Regions from separate parts of the Homo sapiens genome. Here region 1 is linked to region 2. Evidence: chromatin loops called from intact Hi-C (ENCODE). Cell type or tissue: sigmoid colon. All regions are shown on one strand. Each heading gives the region's core, and the rest is flanking DNA. Links, peaks and the distances in the headings are about the cores only. Region 1 has its middle 92 kb from the start of LINC01799. Region 2 has its middle 15 kb from the start of LINC01799.

The links. Hi-C counts contacts between places; a loop is a spot of excess contacts. Peaks named below come from ENCODE experiments on the same cell type or tissue, not always from the same donor. Only the 100,000 strongest peaks of a DNase experiment are listed, where the experiment ranks them.
Region 1: a loop joins it to region 2, with 3 times the contacts of the local background. A loop is called at or near these places in 3 of 110 quality-filtered maps.

Annotation. Positions count from the first base shown.
Region 1 is chr2:66,810,874-66,813,805 of GRCh38, forward strand. No RefSeq gene overlaps it. Among named protein-coding and RNA genes, the nearest start is that of LINC01799, 92 kb to the right of the region's middle. In sigmoid colon, for the core only: no CTCF peak of the experiment used is centred there; no DNase peak of the experiment used is centred there.
Region 2 is chr2:66,887,473-66,890,404 of GRCh38, forward strand. No RefSeq gene overlaps it. Among named protein-coding and RNA genes, the nearest start is that of LINC01799, 15 kb to the right of the region's middle. In sigmoid colon, for the core only: no CTCF peak of the experiment used is centred there; a DNase peak (open chromatin) is centred at 1,449; H3K27ac peaks cover 519 bases.

The DNA.
Region 1 (2,932 bases), core at 141-2,640, 77 kb before region 2:
GCTGTTAAAGAATAGGAAAACAGGAAACAATTCCCAACCTACTTTATGAAGCTAGCAGTGTATTGATACCAAATCTTGACAAATCATATAAGAGGTAAATTATAGGCTGATTCCTCTCATGAATCTGGATATAAAAATAGTAAATAACATCTTTAGAAATCTTAATCTAGTGATTTGTAAAAAGGATAATATATCACAACCAAGTGCTGTTTATTCAAACAATGCAACGTTGGTTTAACATTTGAAAACAAATCACACAATATAATTCACCACATTAATAAAACAAAGATAGAATTATATGACTATATTAATTGGTATAGCAGAAAGCACGTTTATGATAAAAAAGAAATCTCAGCTAACTAGAAATAGAAAGGAATTTCCTTAATGTAATAAAGTATGTACAGGAAATTTCTAGTAAAAATTGTTCTTAATGGTAAAATGTTGAAAACTTTCTGCTTTATATGGGAACGAAATGGTGCTGTCACCACTTCTATTAAATGTAGTACTGAAGGTCCTATCCATAGCAATAAAGCAAGGAAAAAAGAGATAGATGAATTAGAGAGGAAATTATAAAACTGTGATTATTCACAGATGACATGATTGTCTATACAGAAAATTCAAAAGAGTATACAGATAATCTATGAAACAATAAGTAAATTTATTAGGGTTTCTGGATACAAGTTCAACAAATACAGTTCCTTTAATATTGCAATTAATAAGCCAATATTTATACATTGTTATCAACTAAAGTCCACATTTCATTCAGATTTCCTTAGTTTTTTATCTAATGCCCTTTTTCTATTACAGGATCTCATCCAAGATACCATGTTACAGTTAGTTGTTATGGCTCTTTAGGCTCCTCTTGACTATGACAATTTCTTAGACTTTCCTTGTTTTTAATGACCTTGACACTTTGAGAAGTAGTGGTTAGGTTTTTGTAGAATCCCTCTCTATTGGAATTTGTTTGATTTTGATTTTTTTTAATGACTAGACTGTGGTTATGGCTTTTTGGGAGAAAGACCATAGAGGTAGAGTGCCATTCAAATCATGTCATCTAAAGGGCATACACTATCGGCATGATTTATCACTGTTGATGTTGACCTTGATCACCTGGTTGAGCTGATGTTTGCCAGGATTTTCCATTTACTCTGCCCTACCTCCCCTTCTATACTAAACTCTTTACATGGAGTCACTGTGGGCAGCCCCTCCTGAAAAAGTGGGAATTTATGCTCCCTTTTGTTAAGGGATGGGTATCCATTTAATTATTTTTAACTCTTTTACTTGAGAGATGTGTCTTTTTCCCTGTATTTATTTATTCAATAATTTATTGATACCAGTATTGACTCATGGATATTTATTTTATATTTTAGCTTATGATCCAGTAAATACAATTTTGTTTTATTTTGTTGTGCAAATTGTTCCAGCTTTGACTGTTGAGAGCTCTTTCAGTTGACACCTTTGTCCCTTTGACATACTCTCATCAATGTGTGATTTTTTGTACTGTTTTTGAGCACTTTCTTACTTTCTGGCTCTCTAAAATGCTCCAGTCCTAGAATTAGGCATTTCTCCAAGGATCTCTGGTTCATTTCATTGTATTTTTATATACAACCATCAATTAAAAAATAATGTTTTAATAGAATAAAGCAATTCCAAGTACTTAAGAAAAAAAGATCAAAAAGACATTTAAGATTACCGTACTGAGAACTTCAGAATATTATTAAAATAAATTAAAAAGATCTGAATAAATAGAGGAACAGGATTGGAGATCCAATATTGTAAAGGTGTTTATTTCCCATATAAATTGATCCATAGATTCAATTCAATTTCAATAAAAATCTCAGAGGAAATATGGTGAAAATTGACAAGTTCATTCTAAAATTTATAGTAAAAGTAAAGGGTCAAAAATAGTCAAGATAATCTTGAAGGAGAAGAACTTAATATAAAGCTATAATAAGTAAGAAAGTGTGGCACTGGCTAAAGGATAAACAAGTAATGAAATAAAGAAATGTTCCAACAAAATAGAGTCTTGAAAGAGAACTACATTTGTATGGCCATTTCTACTCTCTAACATTTTAATATAAACAATTCAAACATAAAGAAAAGTTGAAAGAAGTTTATAGTGAATATATTCACCACCTAGATTCTACCATTATTGTTTTATAATGCTTGCTTATTGTATATGTATCTATCCATTAATCTATCATATTTTGTGTATTCCAAAATAAATTACAGACATGACTACATTTCAACCTAAATATTTCAGCATGAATAACATTAACTAGAGTTCAATATTTCTTTACAATTCTTTACTTCTGATGTAAACTTCATATATGATAAAATATACAATTATGGCTACAATTGCTGAAATTTAAGAAATTCATACACCTGTCTAACATAATCCCCTATCAAGTTATAGAATATATCTATTATATCAGGAAGTTTCATTATGTCTATTCCCAGTCATTCCCTGTTGCATTCCTCAGAGACAATAACAATTCTGATCTTTTTCACTATAGCATTGTTTGCATGTTCTGGAATTTCATATAAATGGAATCATATAGTGTGTTCTACTCTTGTATCTAGCTTCTTTAGTTAAGCTTAATATTTTTGATTTATCCATGTTTTTGCATGTATTGAGAGTTTATACATTTTTATTGAGTAGTGTTTCATTGTATTAAAATATTAGTTTTTTTATCCCTTCTATTGATGGACAATGGGCAGTTTCCAGTTTTTTTCTGTTATGAATAAAATGGCCATGAATGTTATTTTTATGTACTTTGTGAACGTAGGATTTAATTTCCATTGCATAAATATCTAGGGGTGAAATTGATGTGTCATAGGGTAAGTCTATATATAGTTTTACAGGAACCTGCCAGAACTTTTTCCAAAATAGTTGTAATATATTACAGCCTTCTCAAGTACCTAGTTTAGG
Region 2 (2,932 bases), core at 185-2,684:
CTCCAGAATGATTTTGTGTGGCCGGAAATGTTCATTGAACAGAGACGTGAGAGGAGACATGAATAAACAAAGTATGCATTTCTATTTTAAAATAGATGTGAAGTTAGGAAGAAGAAATGAGAATTGGCTCTCAGCTAAAGGCTTTGGAGTTGAAGGAACTGCATTTTGTCTTACTCTGAATTTCATAGACCATGAAACTGAGTTTCTGAGAGAAACTGACTTGGAGGGTGAGTTCGCACCCTCGTTTGTTGAGTTCCTGTCGCTGCAGCTTAATTTGCCTTCGCACCTTCCTTTCACGCTCACAAGTGTCTGGTTTAGACAATACGTTACACGACCACCAACAGTAGCAGCAGCAGCAGCAGCAGCAGGGCTAAGACTGCTCTCCAGATCCACTTCTCCCACTACTTTACTGTTGTTTTTTCCTTAAGTGTGCTGTAACTTATTCTGTTTCTCAAATAGGAATTTGAAATTGTTTTTTAAAAAATAATCTTGAATACAAAAAAATTAGCCAGGCATGGTGGTATGTGCCTGTAATCTCAGCTACTTGGGAGGCTGAGGCAGGAGAAGTGCTTGAACCCGGGAGGCTGACATTGCAGTGAACCGAGATCGCACCACTGCACTCCAGCCTGGGCAACAAGAGCGAAAACTCTGTCTCAAATAATAATAATAATAATAATTTTGAGATTTTTTTAAAACATAATTTTGAAATTATTTTGCCCATGTGGGTGCTGACACAATCAGAGATGTTTGTTTAAACTTTAAGAGGAACATGAAAGATATCAGAAACACTAAGAGAGTTAGGGCAAGACATTAATGGGAAGAGATTTTTGGGCAAACTTGGTCAAATAACATACTTGATATTTATTTGGTCAGGAAATAAGTAAGTACCTATGTGTCTTCCATCCTATATGAGAGGTTACCAGTGCATGTTTTATTGCATTCTTTTTATATCTCTTTTTGTCAAATAAGCAAATAATTATTGATCACTTTATAAATGTAAGGCATTTTGAAATTATTAAAGAAGTGGCAGTGGATGATTCTCTAGGAAACACCAACAGCTTTAAGAGTTATAGTCGCCATTTTCTTAACCTATGAGTTTTCATTTAATCTGGGAGAGTCATGTTAAACTAATGGTGAACATCCCCCAACATGAATTTCACTTGCACTCTTGACAGTTCAAGATGGCTTTGGGATCAGATATCAGTCACCTGAAAGATATTTGGAATATTTGGGTAAGTTGGTGGCTGGGTGGAGGCAAAGGAAGGAGGAAGGAGAGAATTTCCCAGTACTACTCAAATCACAACATCTAGTTCATTTCCTACATAAGCCCAGATCACGCAGGCAGCACTGCCTGTGGAAGGAAGAAAGAGCCTTGTGTGCTCACTACACAGGCCTGAGGTGCCATGTGACCTTATCTTTGAGCGGTCAGAAGCACGTCAGAAAGGCTTCCACCATGGCTGGTGAATAAGAGCGCTATAAAACCTGAGAACACAAGACCTAATGACTTAATGGTTTTGGCTCTGCCTTGATTTGCAGGGGCCTGTCTTCTTACATAGTCCATGAGCTGTTTCCAACCTGCACTTGATTCCCTTAGTGGGGGGAGAAACAGATGCGCAGTTGGCAAACTGGGAGTCTAATCCAAACATCTAAACAGCACTGCTTGGAGGAATTCAGGATGGTGTCCAAGAGTAGGAAAGGAAATGTATTTGAGAACAGGGACTCCTAAAGCTTACTTTTGTCCTCTGCAACCCCCCCCCCCCACCCCCACCCCCTCTTATACTGTCTTTGGCATAGCTTAGTCATTAATAGCAGTCATTAGTGGTGAATGACCTGGAAGAAGCAGAAAGTGGGGGTGGGTCGTATGTGGTGAAGATTTTTGGCAGCTAATAAGGAGGCTTTCTGAAGTTGCTTCCCCAGTTGGATGGGATGGAAACTTTTATGAGCTTGAGTCACATTCATACAGATAGGGTTTTGTAACTTAGCATTGTGCAAGTTATCTGGAGCTAGAAACCTCTGGGAATTAGATGTCTTTCAATTTCCAGGGTGTAATGTATATAAAAGCCTCCTTAGACATGATCTTTCCTCCAAAAAATACCTTTTCCCAAGGATGTCTTGGGAAATTTTATCCCATGTTTACTGAAATGTTTAACTTCTTATCAGTTGAACCAAGGGTTAGTTTGTATATAAGACACTCAACTGAAAAACCACAGGGCTAGAACTACCCAAGTCCAAAGAGTTTCCCAGGAGGGCAACTTCCGGATCCAGACATCAGGCTTCTAAAATCATTTAAAGTTGACATAAAGTGATCCTACTCACAGGTTATAAACAACTTTTTACTTTTAGGCCGTAACAATTAGAAACTGTTTATTTTAGTTTTGTAAGTGGATCCATTCAATAGGTTCCACACAGGGCATCTATCCCAATCTCGGCCATCACTCAGACCTCCTTCTTTCTCCTCTCTGCCCAGCCATATCTCCCAAATTCATCACGACTCCCAACCCCCACCACACACACTCTGAAGATGGCCAGATTTACCAAGTGAAAATACAGAACACCTTGTTAAATTTGAATTTCAGGTTAAAAAACCCAAAAATCCTTTCTTTTAGCATTGCTACATTCTATGCAATATTTGAAGCATATTTATACTAAAATATTATGTATTGTTTATGTAAAAATTAAATTTAGCTGGACGTCCTATATTTTATCTAGTAATCCTGCCCCTGCTCATACCCTTTACAAAGTATCAACATTTATAGTATATTTAAGTTGAAACTGCCTTGTAAGATCAGTTGAGATCATTACAGAAAAATGTATGGTAACATAAAAACTCCTAATACTTGGAACACTTGAAATTTTTCAAAGTTTTTGTGGGGGGGGGTGTGGGGGTGTTCTTTCTTTATTCCCTAAGATGCATATAGAGAGTCTAGAAGCC